2 separate regions of the Mus musculus genome follow, and region 2 is linked to region 1. Evidence: chromatin loops called from intact Hi-C (ENCODE). Cell type or tissue: gastrocnemius. All regions are shown on one strand.

What was found. A loop is a pair of places that touch in the nucleus more often than their neighbours do. Peaks named below come from ENCODE experiments on the same cell type or tissue, not always from the same donor. Only the 100,000 strongest peaks of a DNase experiment are listed, where the experiment ranks them.
Region 2: it touches region 1 in a loop (1.8-fold over the local background); 5 of 42 quality-filtered maps call a loop at or near these places.

Annotation. Positions count from the first base shown.
Region 1 is chr4:97,837,019-97,845,018 of GRCm38, reverse strand. The region is part of intron 2 of Nfia (nuclear factor I/A); the gene reads right to left. It overlaps Gm19417 (a long non-coding RNA gene), which reads left to right. Exons shown (of 2, transcript XR_376437.4): 2 at 1-4,179. Among named protein-coding and RNA genes, the nearest start is that of Gm19417, 28 kb to the left of the region's middle. In gastrocnemius, no CTCF peak of the experiment used is centred here; DNase peaks (open chromatin) are centred at 578, 4,995, 6,310 and 7,997; H3K4me3 peaks cover 562 bases; H3K27ac peaks cover 2,467 bases.
Region 2 is chr4:97,785,913-97,793,912 of GRCm38, reverse strand. All of the region lies in intron 2 of Nfia (nuclear factor I/A), which reads right to left. Among named protein-coding and RNA genes, the nearest start is that of Nfia, 12 kb to the right of the region's middle. In gastrocnemius, no CTCF peak of the experiment used is centred here; DNase peaks (open chromatin) are centred at 3,724, 6,205 and 7,848; H3K4me3 peaks cover 528 bases; H3K27ac peaks cover 3,854 bases.

The DNA of each region.
Region 1 (8,000 bases):
AAAAAGGTTTAATTTAAACCATACACAGGGCTGTGGGCTGCCACGTTTCCAAACTCAACATTCCTCTCAAATCTGTGCTCTTCAGAACCAGAGTCCATTCTACTCAGACATGCTTTAATAAATAAAATATCACTGCCCAGCCATTACTTAATTTGATAATAATATGCCCTTTCCCCTGCCTCTATTGGCAGTATTCTAAGTGCTTATTCAAGTGTCTTGGATGGCTGTAAACATCACCTGTAAAATCCAGTTGTGTTCTCTTTTGGGAAGCAGAGGAAAGGCAAGAAAGGACAACAATGTGAGGGAACGTAGGGATATTTATTAGCAAGTCGCCCAGAGCCCATGAAAACCACCATGATGCAAAGCAACTATGTGAGTCTCAACGAGCTTAGTGCATTTATTTTATTTTTTAAAGAAAACCAAAACAATCTCGTTTGCCTATTCCTTTGACATCAGAATCTAGTCTATCTTTCCAAATACCACCAGGAGAGATACCAGTCACCAGCGCTGAAAGCCACACAAGCCACATGCCCAAGACAAGTCCCAGCGGGATCAGTGTGGCTGATCACCAGGCTGACCATGGTGAACGGGGTGAATGCTCCCCAGTTGGGGAGCTTTAAATTTTTGCCTCCGTGTATTCACTTGTACGTTCATTAAGAACTGCAGCCCCAGCAGGCAGCCCAGCCCAGGGTTTTCTATGTGAGCTACCGTGCTCTATTATACATGACACTTGTCAATTAAAGAGGAAACCCTTTTAAAGCAAACTGAAGTTAAGCTGGTACTTTCTTCAACATCTGATTTACCGCTGCTGTTATCGTCCAAAGGGAAGTTTGTTTTAGAACAATGATAGCAGCCGTAATCCCCCCATTTTAGTAGTGAGGGATTTAAACACATTCAAGGCACTGGGGACCGGTCAAAAGGCTCCTTTCAGCAGAACTATGTATTTTCAGTGGCAAAAAGGACGGTCTCATGATGGGATAACTGCCAACAGTGGACAATGTTTTAGCCTAACGGTTAAGAGAATATCATTTTAAACTACCTGGTATAATACAAACGTGGCACAATAGATCAATGCAATGAATCCTCTGTAGTCCCTAAAACGCTCTCCCAAATAATGGAATCCATTAATAATGATTATAGTTTCAGAGCTTTTGCCACAAAAGTAATGCCCAGTGCTACATCTCGACGGTCTCTAATAAATACATACAAGTCCTGCAAAAGGAGCAAAATCATAACAGAGCAGCTGAGTAGAGATTCCATTGAGCACGAAATTTAAAAGCCTACAGGTTAGCTCTATTCAAATCTGATCTTTTTTTTTTCTGGCCAAAGGCATGGTTTTTATTTGTAAAATGGGACTTGGACCAGGTGACATCTCAGAATCTTTCCAGCTCTGGTTCCTCGGGGGCTTAAAGTTTTTGCTAATGTTATGATTCATAATGAAGTTACTTTAATTTTAGTTATAATTATTCAATTTATTCACTTATTATTTATTTATTGTGTATGTGTTTTATGTGTCTTCATGTGCAGACAGGCAGGCCATAGCAAATGTGTGGCAGTTGGAGGATTTTAAGGAAATCTATTTTAAGGAACTTTAAAGAATCTATTCTTTCCTTCCACCATGTAGGACCAGAGGGTTGAACTAGGGTCATTAGGCTTGGCAGCAAGTGCCTATCTCTGCCGATCCATCTTGCCAGTCCAACAGTCACATTCATACTTTTACTAGCATGAAATAACAGAGGATGGCAGCATGGTCCATGAGATTTCTGCAATGAAACTTTGAGACTGGTCTGAGGGAAGAAAACTTTAGAGAAACAGTCATGTCATTATATTAGATCTAGGTCTTAGCATGTTTTCAGAAACATGGAAAGCAATACATCTGGGACCTTTGATGGCAAATAAGAAAGTACCACAATAGAACCTCCTGGAAACATGGGTAACTCAGCAAATATGGGAAGTCTTCATGAGATATACATTCATGCTCTTTAAATGAAAAATCTCACTGGGCATAGTGGGACACACTCATAATCACAGCTAATTGATAAACTGAGGCAGGAGGATTGCTTGAGTCCAGGGATTCTGGGCTATAGTGTGCCATGTTGATCCAGACTTAGTTTGGTATCAGTATGCTAACATCAGTGCACCACCAGTTTTCCCAAGGTATGGTGAACTGGCTATGGTCAGGAAAGAAAAGCCTCCAAGCTCAGAAATAGAGCTTCATTAAATTCTAGCTAAATGATGATGAATATTCATTATTTATTCCATGGCCTGTATGTCCTCTGTTTAAGTCATTTTCATTTATTCCTCGGAACAAAGTATTATCCCATTTTATAGGCAAGGACATCAAGGGTTCTGCCAGGTATTCTCAACATATTCATAACTGACAGACTGGGTAAGCCAGTCCAACCCCAGAGCCCAAACTATTCATGCAACCATGGGGACCAACTGGCCTGCCATCTTCAAAAGCTTTTACTTTTGTATTATTTAAGCATGATAGGACAAGCTTCAATTAAAAGGTAGTTTATACACAGACTACTTCTACAGTACAGATCTTTAATGGGCTTTGTTTAAATGTATGCATTTAAATGTGCAAGTTAAAATATTCACAAGTAACCTGAGTTCAATAGATTTGAGTTGAGCCAAAAGAGAGGATCGTGTATCATACTGACTTCCCGTCCTTTAGAGCAGAGCTTCTCTGCCTTCCTAATGCTGTGGCCCTTTAAAATAAAACAGTTCCTCGTGTTATGGTGACCCCAGCCATAAAATTATTCTTGTTGCTACTTCATAACTGTAATTTGGTACTATTTTGAATTTTAATGTAAATGTCTGTGTTCTCTGATGGTCTTAGGTGACCCCGGTGAAAGGGTCATTCAACCCTTCAAAGTGGCCACGACCTGCAGGTTTAGAACCACTGTTTTAGAGCAAATCCTTCAAAATGCTCTTGACTATAGAAGGAAACTACAGCTATCAGGCTTCTGAGTAAACTCACATGAGAGAGTTCCCTTCATCTTACCACAGCAAGAGACAGGTTGTACGGGAGGCTGCAGCACAGCACCAGTGAAAGGAAGTTGCGAAATAAGAAGGAGCAAGTGTAGACAGACAAGGACTCCAACAGCGTGTGAAAGAGTAAACTTTACGCTAAGCCTACAAACACCACAAGTGGGAAAAGTCAGAAAGATCTGGGAGCTATTTTTAGCATATCAAAACCTCAAACAGGACCTCCACACTGACCCACCAAGCAATCACACAAGCTAAACTATCAACCAACTAGTCACACAAAACCATTTCACCTTCTGTACAATGGCTCAGTGTATTCAACTATACATACTTATTTACTTCAAAGGGAGAAAACAAATTAATCATCCATTGCTGTTTATCTGGGCCACAAAACACAAAATGAAACAAAAAATAATAATAGCTGAGATTCTTGAGAATAACAGGACTGGAACAGAGGGTTAAAGTAACAGCCAGAGGCATCACTTAGTAGCCCAAATATCAGACTTCAAACCCTAGTAACCAAGGATCATGTTATAGGAAAATACCGGAAGAAATCATAAGTGCTTGAGGATGGCGTAGGTGAGATAAAGCAGGCTGCTGATACTCTGTGATGACACTGTGACTAATAGGGAGCAGTGAGGTCATGGCAAACTCCATTGACATGTTCCAATCAAACATTTGAAGGCACTATTCTAGTAGCATTTAACCCACAGAACACCAGTGACCAGCCCAGAATGTATAGTCATTTTGTTAGCAGGGAACTTGTCTTCAGAGACTGCAGAGTGTCACCTAAACGTGTACACCCTTGCCTTCAAGGGCAGTGTCAACACAAAGAAGCAAGTCTCCTAGTCCCTGCTGAGGGTCATTCACTGAACAAACTCAGGACTCACACTGAGAAAGCTAGGCTAAGTAAAAGCAAGGCTGGGAAAAGATCAATGGCGTATGATCCCAGCCTCCTCCTCCTTGGAGTTATAGAGACAGAGCAGGACATCCAGACACGGCAGGACACCACAGGGCTTCTGGCCCTCATAACTGCAGAGGGACAAAGGTCAGCAAAGCCACTCTAGGGTACAGAGTACCTACTCTTTACATGGCTAACCTCTGTGTGCTGACACCTCTATGACGGGGTTTCTAGAGTTTGCTTTTTATATCTTCAAAGAAACACATTTCATAAAAAAAAAAAAAGAAAATAGACCTCTGATCATAACACTCTTAGAAAGTCTTAGCTTGAGAAAAATTTAAAAGCCCAGCTATAAATCTTGCAAAATGAGAATTTATAATAGGAGTGCAGAGAGATCTTTAATTATGCAGACTGTGGGCCTCGTGTAATAAAGCCCACGTATTTGCAGCTTATGTCATTGTGTATAGGGTGCCTCAGAAAGGCTCTGTGTGTGTCTGAATCAATGAGTTGAAGTTTTACACAAGGGAAGGAAGTGAAGAGAACACTGCTTGGAGAAGCAGGGATTTACCTCCTGGGGCTCCAGGCAGTGAATGATGGTTCTGACTCTTCCAGTTTGTATAAAAGGTTGAAGTTCATTCTGGCGCAGGGAAGCATTCCACAAGACCCGCTGCCTCTATGGGCAGGCGATTAATCTCATGATCGATAGACCATATGATTAGGCACTAATAGCTGATAGGAGGAGAGAATAAACAACCATAAATTTGCTTTGTACCCAGCAATCCAACTGTAAGCAGGGCCATTTAATGGCCACACTGGGTCATGTTACCTAAGGGCCCATATGGAATAAAAAATGGAAGACAAAAACATTTTAAAAGATCTTCAATTATCAAAGGTAGGGGTGGAGGCAGAGGCTCTATTAGTGCAGTGTTCTTTGGCATGAGATGCCCAAGGCTTCCACATTGGGAGTGAAGAGGGCAGATGCAGAAGGAGCAACAGCAAAGTCTGTTTGCTGAAACAATGCTTTATAAACAGCATCGCCAGCCACCCTGTGCACAGTGTAAGTGGTGCTGGGTGGTCCAGCTCATGCCCAGCAGCCACTGGAACCTGTGTCCATCACGGGCTGAGTGTGCTCTCTGCAGCAGGCAGAGCAGAGGCTGGACTGTGTAATTTCCTCTTTGCATGCAGATCACTGCTCTGTACTCCAGAGCTGTTTCTCAGCGAGCGTGTCATGAACTTCCAGTGTTGGGAATAGTTATGCGACATAAAAGCCGTGATGCAGGAGGCCATAAATCTCACTCTTTCTTCTTTCCCTTTCCCTGGCTTCTTCCCTTTCTAAGACTCTGACCTCCTCCATCAGGCCCTTGAAAGAAAGGCAATCAATCACCCCCTAGACTAAAATGAAAACCTGGGTCCTCTCTGCACACTGGACAGCTTTCCCCTTGTGTGATAAAAATGGGGAAACATCTCTAAGATGGCAAGTCCCCCTCCTATGTGTTCCTCTTTCCACTCCATGCAGAGCCTGGAAGCAAAAAGCCTTCAAGCTCTTGTTATCAATGACCATGAAACAGGAAAGGAAGACACTTTGTTAAGCCAAAAGGAATGTGCTAGAGAAAGTACCAGATAAAGACAAAGAAGAATTTGAAGCAGACTTGCACTGTTCTCGGGGCCCACAGCAAAGCACACCAACCTCTGTTCTTTGAAAACTATCTGGGAAACAACCCACCCCCACCCCTCTCACTACCTCTGAGTACCCCCCCCCAGCCCCCACATCATCCCTCCCTCCTCCCCCTTGCCAGCACAGCCTTTGTGACTTCCCAAGCCTTGAGGGACCAACTGTTTCCAGGGCTTCCCTCTGGGCTAATTGTTCAACACTGCCCATGACTCTGGAGCCCACAGGAGAAAAAAGGCACTTCAGATGCCCTAGGGAAGACTGGGGGAAATTTCTGTTGGAAATCCATTCCTTGTTTATTATCATCAACCACAAAGAAGCCTACTGTAATAAGCAGTTACTACAGCCAAGTGAGATGAGAATTCTAAAGTTTGCAGGCAAAATTCCTTCTCTGTTTACATTTATTCAAAATACTTCCACTCGGCATAATTTCGGAGTTGAAAGACATTTAGCCAGGTGTGCTGGCTCACAAAAAGATGCCACCAAAGGTCAAACATGAAGCATAGTCCAAGGTCCAGGCACTGCTTTGCTAACATTTCTTGGAGCAACAAGACCAGTTAGTACAAGGCCATTGCACTAACTGAACCCAAGCAGGGCCACTGTACTAACCCCCCACTGATCAGGAAGGATTCCACTGAACCTAAAGCAGCTGGATGGCCAAGAAAGCCCTTTGGTCTGCTGTGCTGGGCCCGAGGGAACAGGGGCAGAACTCAGGACAGAAAGGGACTTAGGAAATGAGAGGCTCAGGGAGCAGAGGCTGAGCCCTGGGAGCAGGCCAAGGCCCCATGTTCTATCACCCTGACCATGGCGTTCATGTTGCCTAGTGGCTTTCCAGTGACTGGTATCAACTTCTGGCCATCTCTGAAACACTCAGAAAGCAGAGCGCAGACTCTCAACTCCCTTTGTACCGTAGGTTAATTTCTCCCCAAGGGGAAAGAGAAATTTTCCTTTGAAGACGTATGGAGGAGTCTAAATCGAACCAGAGAAGCCCCTGACCTTCAGTGGTTGCCTAAAAGCTGCTGTACCCTATGACAGTATCACTGCAGCAATGATAAAATGATAACTAACATACACTCTACATCAGGTAGAGACTGGGCATATGTAAAATAATTTCTAACTGCCAAACCACCCTAAAAATTAATAGTACATTCCCACCCCCAACTATACATATTCGAAAGCTACAGAGGGGAAGGTAAGTAACCTCCCAGCATCAAATTGTCATCACCAGAAGACTGAAAACCTGGTCCAGCCTACTTCAAGAAAAGGATAACAGAGGTTCGGCTAGTTTTTGCTGTCTTCCATACCACCTTGTTGGTTTCGGAGTGAACCTGTTTGCTGCCTATGAATTTGGCTGGCTAGCCCTTCCTCTGCCTTATATTTTTCTAAGCATTTCCCATGGATAACAGAGCTTATACCAGTAAGAAGCCAGGTACCAGATGAATCTAGTTTTACCAAGTGCCAAGTGGAGACCGAGGTGAAGCACGTCCAGCCACAAAGGAAGAGAGCAGCAGTGAGACACTAGAGGTTGATTTGTGATTGTTAGAAGGCAAAAAGAGGAAGGAACCTCCTTTTTCATCCACAGAAACTATTTCCTGAGACCCTACCACATCTTCCTACTATATCCTACTATCTAGCCATACCTTCCTAAACTCAATTAGAAAGGGAACAGTGGGGCCTCCCTTTTATTTCTTGCCTAAGTAGGAAATGTAGGATAATGTACACGGAAGGAAGGTAACTTTCCCAGAGAGCTCCTTCACCTGAGATTCAGCTCAGTGTATTCTATACACAGAGGGAACCTGCAGCTGACTTTCTTTTCCAAGTTACTGGGAAACTGTGCTTTTTCCATTTCCAAATAAAAAGTGCACTACAATTATGAGATGCATATATAAATGATGAAGATAACCCACACTCTCCAAAAAGGTCTAGAAACATCAATTTTGTATCACAGTTAGTAACTTCCTGTAGCTTCCCAAAGTTCATACAGCAGGCCTTCAAGAAGACCCCCACCATAACACCCCCTGAACACTCTCCCACCAGGTGCTAAGTAAAAAAAAAAAAAAACAGTAGGAATTAACCACATCCAATATATTAGGAGAGTGTCCTTTGAAGCAGAAGAATAAAAATACAGAGGTTTTGAGGAGGGATCAAAAGATAAAAAGCAGTTTGTTGTGGTTAGACGGTAAAAGGTGGAGATGTGGATGAAGTTCCTGGGGATGCAGGTCCAGACATTGTAAGGGCTTGGCAACAGTGATCCCTCACTCATTTCATAAGGGTTTACAAGTGCCTAATGCACACCAGGACACCCAGTGTCTCAGGGTGCCTGCTACCGTCACTATCCCACGCCACCGAGGTGCAGCTGGTCATTCATTCAGTATGCAATGAAAACCGAAACGCACAAGAACTCCGTGTTGCTCTTGCTAATCAAGCAGCTGAAGC
Region 2 (8,000 bases), 51 kb after region 1:
AAAAATGTAGGTGGCATAAGGACAAAGCATGCCATTTATCCACTTTGGGTGGTTTTCGTCTTTTCTGTGAGACACACATCTTTAGAACAATTATGTCTTTCACTGTAACATTTCAGCCAAAAAAATTTCTCACAAAAAACATATGTGTGTATATATATTATATATAACCTTACACATAATATGTATTCTGAACTTGGCAAGATGTTATACTTTTAAAATTTTTACCCCTACCTCATTTTATTGAAGCTCTAGAGAGATAAAAATTTTAAAACATCAAAAAAATTCATTAAAAATGTAAACATGGTAATTGTTTTCAATATGCTATTTGTGTGTGTGTGTGAGAGAGAGAGAGAGAAAGAGAGACAGAGAGAGAGAGAGAGAGAGCAAGCATGACATGGGGGAGCACATTGCTGTGGTACAGGTGTGGAGGTGTGGAGGTCAGGGGACAACTTTGTGGAGTTAAGTTCTCCATGAATGTTTCAGGAATCAAACACATGTCACCAGACTTTGAGCTAACTCGCCAGCCCAGAGTGCTATACTTTTGATTCAGAAGGGTGATGGTAGTTATTTTCAAAGGTACATTAAGAATAAATTCTAACAAAAAATCCTTGTCACTTATTGATAGGTCATAAAAGCCCCACAATGACTGTTTTTGCTTACAGACACACATGGCACAGCATGGGAACTACGATAGAAAACAGAAACCTCTTTACCATTTACAAAAAGAGAAGGGAGACCACTGACTAAATGAATCCAGCAGCAATTTCAGGAACTCACTAATCTTATAGGATACACACCCACCAAAAGTCCTTGTCACAGTCCTACAAAGACACAAGCATTGTTCATGCAAGCGACTTGGCGGCCAGATTCTCACCTAGAGTCCTTCTTGGCACACACTTTAATCTTAAATAAGATAATATTGCAAACATACTCTTGAGTCCATCATTTCAAAAATCTTAAAAACATACTATTAGAAATGAAACCCATTAGCATATGACAGACATGATGACCAAGTGCTCAGTCCTAGTATTCAGGAGGCTGAGACAGGCTGATCTGAGTTCCAGGCTAGCCTAGTCTACACAGCCAGTTCCAGACTAGCCTAGTCTACACAGCCAGTTCCAGGCTAGCCTAGTCTATACAGCCAGTTCCAGGCTAGCCTAGTCTATACAGCCAGTTCCAGGCTAGCCTAGTCTACACAGCCAGTTCCAGGCTAACCTAGTCTATACAGCCAGTTCCAGGCTAGCCTAGTCTATACAGCCAGTTCCAGGCTAGCCTAGTCTATACAGCCAGTTCCAGGACAGCACAAGGAAACCTTGTCTCAAATAAATAAATAAATAAATAAATAAATAAATAAATAAATAAATAAATAAATAAATAAATATAAATTTAAAAAATTAAAACAAAACCAAACCCCCCAAACCAAAAACAAAACAAATAAATAAAAAGAAACAAAACACAAACAAACAAAAGCATCAGCATAAAGGATATCTGTGATGTTTAATGCTGATGTGCTAGTATAACAGAACCCTCACAATGGTGCAATAGGGAGCTGCAGAGATAACATGCAGACACACCATACCTTATATTCTATAGCAAGCTTTGATGGGATCCTACCCCACACTCATTTAGAATGTTCCACAGTGGCATAGAGAAGGGCACCAGGTCACTTCAGCTCATCTGTCCTGTCTATGTCCCTCTTTTAAACTGGCTTCTTCTGCAATAAACACTTTCCTAAAACTTGGTGAGAGTTTGTCACCCTAAGGCTTTTATGTCAGCTTCTTTGCATGTCAATAGAAGATCTGAGAGTGACACTATAGAATCCTGCATGTACAATAATCACTCTGTGCAGGAGCTTAAACTTAGGTAAGTAATCCCTTTAAGATTAAAATATACATAATTATAAATGCCTCCAGCAGGAAAAGACACCCACACATCAACATAGGTGAGATGGCTACAAATTTATGATATTAAGAAATTTGTCTCTGATTTTGAAAAGACAGTAAATGCTGACACTGTAATTCTACTGTCCTTGTTATTTGCCAGCAAATACCATTTCCCTGGGAATATGTGAATATTCCCATCCAGAACAAGCTGTGTGACTTACTGTAGATACTTTCTACAATAGCATGATGTAATATGCTACCCAGTCCTGGGCTAGCAAGAACAGAATAAAGTCGCCCAGACAACAGCATCAAGAACAGCAGCCTAGCATGGCAAGTGCTTCAGTTTCACAGAATTTTTAAAATAACCCCCTCCTCTCTTTCTTGACCTTTTAAGAGAGGACCTAGTTCTATTGCCCAAGCTAGCAAACCTCCTGCCTCAGCCTAAAGAATGCAGAGATAACAGGAGTGATTTTTCCATACCCAGCCTAGTAATTATCTTTTTAATTTATAGAGTATTTCAAGATAGGCATGATGACACATACTTTTAATCCCACCACTTGGGAGTCAGAGGCAGGCAGATCTCTGTGCCTTCAGCCTTGCCTAAATCAATAAATCCTAGGGCAGTCGGGGCTACACAGTGAGACCCTGTCTCATAGGTAAATAAGTGATATTTCTGTTTTATTTAATAAAAGTTCAAGTCAGTAGCTGATTTAAATACACCTTAGAAGAATTAATACGTTCAAAAAAACCCCAATGTGTTTTAAATTGTAGTGGTTGGTCTTTTTATTCTATTTACAGTGGTAAAATTCGCATTGTGTGGGTTTTAGGTTTTACACTACAGCCATTAAGAGCTAATCTTGGCTGGGCATGGCATTACATGCCTTTAATCCCTGGGTCTACAGAATGAGTTCCAGGATAGCCAGGGCTACACAGAGAAACCTGTCTCAAAAAAAAAAAAAAAAAAAAAAAAAAAGTGTTCTCTGAGCCTGAAAAAAAAAAAAAACTTGTATAAATTTCAAAAATTAAAATAAGGGCATTAAAATCAATCATCTGTTTTTGTATTTTTCTATTTTAATTTTTAAAAATTAAAGTAATAAAGTTCCTCTTATGGAACATGATTTTTGCTTTCTTTTATATTATTGACATAAAACCAGAGGCAAATTTCAAAGCAAAACAATTTTTTTAATTTTAAAATTAAATCATTAGAGGTTTAAAATATTATTCCCTGTACATATATAAGCATGTCAAATTTTCATATATGTGTTAAATTTAATTTTTAGGTAATATTTGGTTTAATATTCAATGTCATCTGAAAGTATCTAGAACTCATTAATCTAAATGTATCTTTTAAAAAATTATTTTAAACCTGTTTAAAAATACATGTATTCACATCACCATTCTAAAAGAGACTTATTTCTTAATAAGTCACTCCAGAATTTTGACCCTAACTCTGACAGGAGACCATTTTTCTCCTAACCAACTTCGTCTCTTCTATGGCTAAGACTTGAACTGTTGAGGAAATTATCCCCACGAAAAGGTTTAGCTTTTGACGGTCCTGCTGTGTGACACTGCTTAAATGGAGCCTGTTGCAAAAACACAAGCTATGAGATGGTCTAAGGTGGGTTTAGATGGCTTTTAAAACAATAATTTTTGACTCAGCAGGCCTGCCTGGATGTCACTCTGCAGGCTGCTCTTGTGAGTTTTGTTACTTAGGATACCAGTGTGAGGAAAGAGTTAAAGGGTGAAAGAAGGAGGGAAGGAAAAGAAAAGAAAGAGCGAGTGGAGTGTCGGGAATAGTCTGAGGTAGGCCGCTAGCCTAGCAATGTGGGGATGCGCAGCACTGGAAAAATAAAATGAAGTTCAAAAGAGCAAGCTGAGTATAGTGAACTCGGTACAGTGTCGGCTGTGGCTCAGACATGCCAAGCTGTCCCTTTCCTTTGGGCTCCGTACCTGTACTCCCAGTTGATGTGGGTTGCAAAGATCTATCACCAGGTTAGGTGTTTGAAAGATATAAAAAGATGTAAAAGTCAATGTAAACTTCTCAAAGATGTTCAAGTAATTTTACTCCAATGCATAGTCACCATGGCCTTCCTAATCATTGCTGGGTTAGCAACGTGTTACACAGTTCAAAGAAGACCAAAAAGTGGCAAGGCACATAGACCAGAGGGCTTCTTTCCTTTGTGTGTGTGTCTTCTGTAGTTTCTTTTGCAAACAGAACAGCAAGCATGTTTTCTGCTGTAGAGTTGCTGCCTTTACCATTTGCCGGACTTATCACTCTGCCTCCAAACCCATGTTTATTTAACTAGAACAGTGTTGGGAGGACTAATGCCATTAACTAAAACACTGCAGTAACCATAACAAAAAATGAATGCATTCTCCAATATGGGGTGTGGGGGACAAAAGGGGAAACGTCACTTCTATTTAAGTAGAAGTGAGAAAATCCTGTCGAGCTCCGAGACATCAGAGTCTGGATCTATAATGTGTGGGCTGCCATTACATCAGAGAGAGAGAGAGAGAGAGAGAGAGAGAGAGAGAGAGAGAGAGAGAGAGATCCTGAAAGTGGCCAGCCCGCACTGTGAGTTACATGATGCAAACCAGCAGACACCAGAAGCATGTCTAGAGTATCCTTGCCACGTTCTGACTCCTAGAGACCCTAACTGGAAGCTTAAACTCCAGAAGAAGTCTTTGAAAACATTGCTTTCTGAAGTTTTGAACTGAACCTTCTGAAGCTACAAGTAGCAGTTTTGTCTCAAATTAATTATACAAAAGAAAAAAAAGTAGCGTTATGCATGATAGACTTCTCCACTTGACATCCCCTGCCTGAGATCCTTTACCATGGCTGCATAGGCCAAAACTCCTTCAGAGTGCATGCACTTGCAATTCAGTCTATGGTTTCACATTTCCCTCAACAATGCATGCCTGTTTATCGTACTTCTCCTCCTCCACCTGCCTTCCTTTTCTTCTCCCCCATCCCACAAGGGTTTACAATTTAAAATATTTTTAAATGTAAGTTCTCACCTCTAAATAATGATAGAGAAATTACTGAAGGAATGGTACAAAATTAGAGTTTAGCATATTTGCATTTTTTCCCTTCCCTCGTCATCCTCAGTGTTGTTTCCACAAGCTATATTGACACTTGGGAGCGGTTGCTTCTGTGAGAGATGTAAAAACCCGACAGGCTGTTCTGTATCCTCTGGAAGCAGCTCCAGGCCCTAACCCAGTCCTACTGTGTACAGCACTGACCACAACAAAAGCTGTGGTTTCTCCCACACTAGCCTTAAATAGGTTTAAATTAATGCTATTCATCACAGGGTGGGAAGGAAGACAAGCAAACCATGCCAATAGCATTGGGAAACTTTCTAACCAACACAGTCAAACCTCTTAGCCATAAACAAGCTGACCTCCATTCAAAGGCTTCCTCCCAACCAACTTTGCTCCCTGTTCCTGTGCAAGCGCTGCCTTTGAACTTCCATCTTTTTTACTATGTCCTAAGCATTGGATTTTGTTACTACATTCAAGGAAAAGGATATTGTTACTATTCTCAGGTTACTGCAGAGCCCACTTAAAGCTCTAAAAGTCATATTTAATCTCAAGTTTGCTAGTTGCTAAAACTACCTTTATGTAATTAAGAGATAAAACTGTACACATGTATCAATAATTTACAATGTATTCATAAAAAAAATTGCCACGAATTTGGCTTAAGGTCAGGATTGGACTTTGGGATACAAGACAAGTCTCTCTTAATTTTAAGTATCACCATATATTAATTAGTCTTATCCCTTCATTTTCAAACATACTCTATCATCACAAATCACAGAAACTATGTGCACAAGTTTCTGCAGGGAGTTAAGCTTCTTAAGAAGTTTAATTATATATGTACAGCCTTAGTCTTGGATATAAACACATATTCACATCACATATACACATATACTTGCCAGCAGAACATGCTGAATATGTTAGAAATGCAGACCCCCTCTAGCAAATGTGCTAAGTCACCTAAAAGACAGTGCATTGTAAAAATTAATCTGACATAGAATCATAAAATATAACAAAATAATATGACTTGTTTTTAATGTTTAAAATTATTTTCTATGCACTATAACCTTATGTGTAATTATTCCACACTTAAAATAGCATCTTTTGAATACTACTGAAATCATTGCTACTGCTTAAGGAGCACTCTGGGTACAGCCTGGGTGTGCACACATGCACACAAAGCACACACTCACAGGCACTCCCCATCTTACACCTGCTCTCAAGCAGTAGGAAGTGAATTCTCAGTCTGTCAACATAACCATCTGGTCTATCTGCATAGCATGGTTTTCTCTAGTACTAGATGAAGGAATGGCAGTCACGAGGCCAAACTAAAACCAACACGCACCTGAATGGGAATAGCTCCTCTTTTGGCTGACATGGAAGCACATGGCTCATCACAGGCCGACTAGCATAGTTCCAACTTAAAATGAGTGTTACTGAGAGCAGAAGCAGAGGAACAATTCTGTACAGGGGTTGAGGTGATGAGTAATCCTGTCCTGCAGGTTACAGGATGGGTACCAAGCTGCTGGGACATTCAAAGAGCTCTTCCTGTGAAGGCGGAAACATAACAACCAACCAGTAGCCACTGTACTGAAAGGTTCTACCGCAGAAATGTTCACTTTCCACCTTAAAACTCACACGTACCTCCACCACCATTGGTCCCTTTGTCGTTGGCTAATTAGCAGTTGAAGGAATTTGCTGACAATTTCGGACACTTAATCTTTCCAAGTGGATTTTCAAGAGAGCTAAAATATACTTGCAATCTTAGAAACGTCCCCACCTTTAGAAAGTGACAGTGGCTCTGTGGGCTTCAGCTTTGGGTCACTGCCGCCCACCAATTAGTAAGGGCGTCTGTCAAAGTAAACATAATTCCATTTGTTTGACTGTAAAGACTACCTCAGAGCTGCTTCTCTACCCCACATCAGGTAGCATCAGACATAAACAGTGGTTACCTCTTTATGTCATAAATAAAGTGATCTGCCTCTGTCGGCGAAAGAAATCCGTTTAAAACTCTAACCTCTAAGCAAAATTTAACTAACTCAACAGAATACGATTACATTTCCAGAGTTATATAGGAACAGCTTCAAAAACGAAAAGAAAGAGAGAGAGAAAGGAAGGAAGGAAGGAAAGAAAGAAAAAACTCTCCAGAAAGTTCTCGGTTGAGTGCCTACTAATGAACAAAGGTTAACTTTATCTAAAAGGTCAAATGCCTGGTGGCTAAGGTTATGACCTTAACAACTTAAATTGTGACCTTGCCACGTGCCGGGTATATTGTAGATTCTGATACAGATCATCTGGTAAAGGCTGGTCATAAATTAGCTTTACTGTTACACGCCCACAAAGAAAACCACTTGCCATGATGCCATAATACCACCAAGTCGTCATACGATACATGGGAAAGACAATGCAAACAGAGACCAAATTAAAGACATAAAATGGTTTTGTTATTTTATAGACTGAACAAGATGAAAGTCTCGGGCTCATGAAATCACTTGCTTTCACTCGACTTCTTACTGTATATCTGCCACAAAAGTCACACAGTTCTAATACCACCAGATTTAGGGATTTAGTCAACGTGTTGGCTTTTATCATCTCTAAGCCTTAAGAAAAAAAAAATCACCTCCGCTTTTAACAAATATTTGGTTATGCATTTGCTTCCAGTATTCACATTTTAATGTTTTCACCAACATTTTAAAAAATTTAAAAAAAAAAAAAAACAGCCAGGGCATGAAGTTATAATCAATGTGCATATTTTAAAAGGAAAAAAAAATCTCAATTTGGTGGCTATGTAGAGGAGAGGAGGCATTCTGGAAGGGAAAAAGAACATTTTCAAAGAAATGAAAATAAAAATGCATTACAGGTACAAAGGCCACAATGGTTTTGGCATAGATTGGGCAGTGCGCTTCAGAGTCTCTGCTTCTTGCCAGTACTGGCAAGTTCTCAAAACTTTTAAGGAGGTTAAAAACATTGTTTAGTGTTTACAAATCTTCAGCATTGTAACAGATGCCCGTCAAGGCAGCTGTACATAGGTTGACCAATCTACCTCATTGGCAGCTTCTCTTCTACAAATAAGAGATCTCA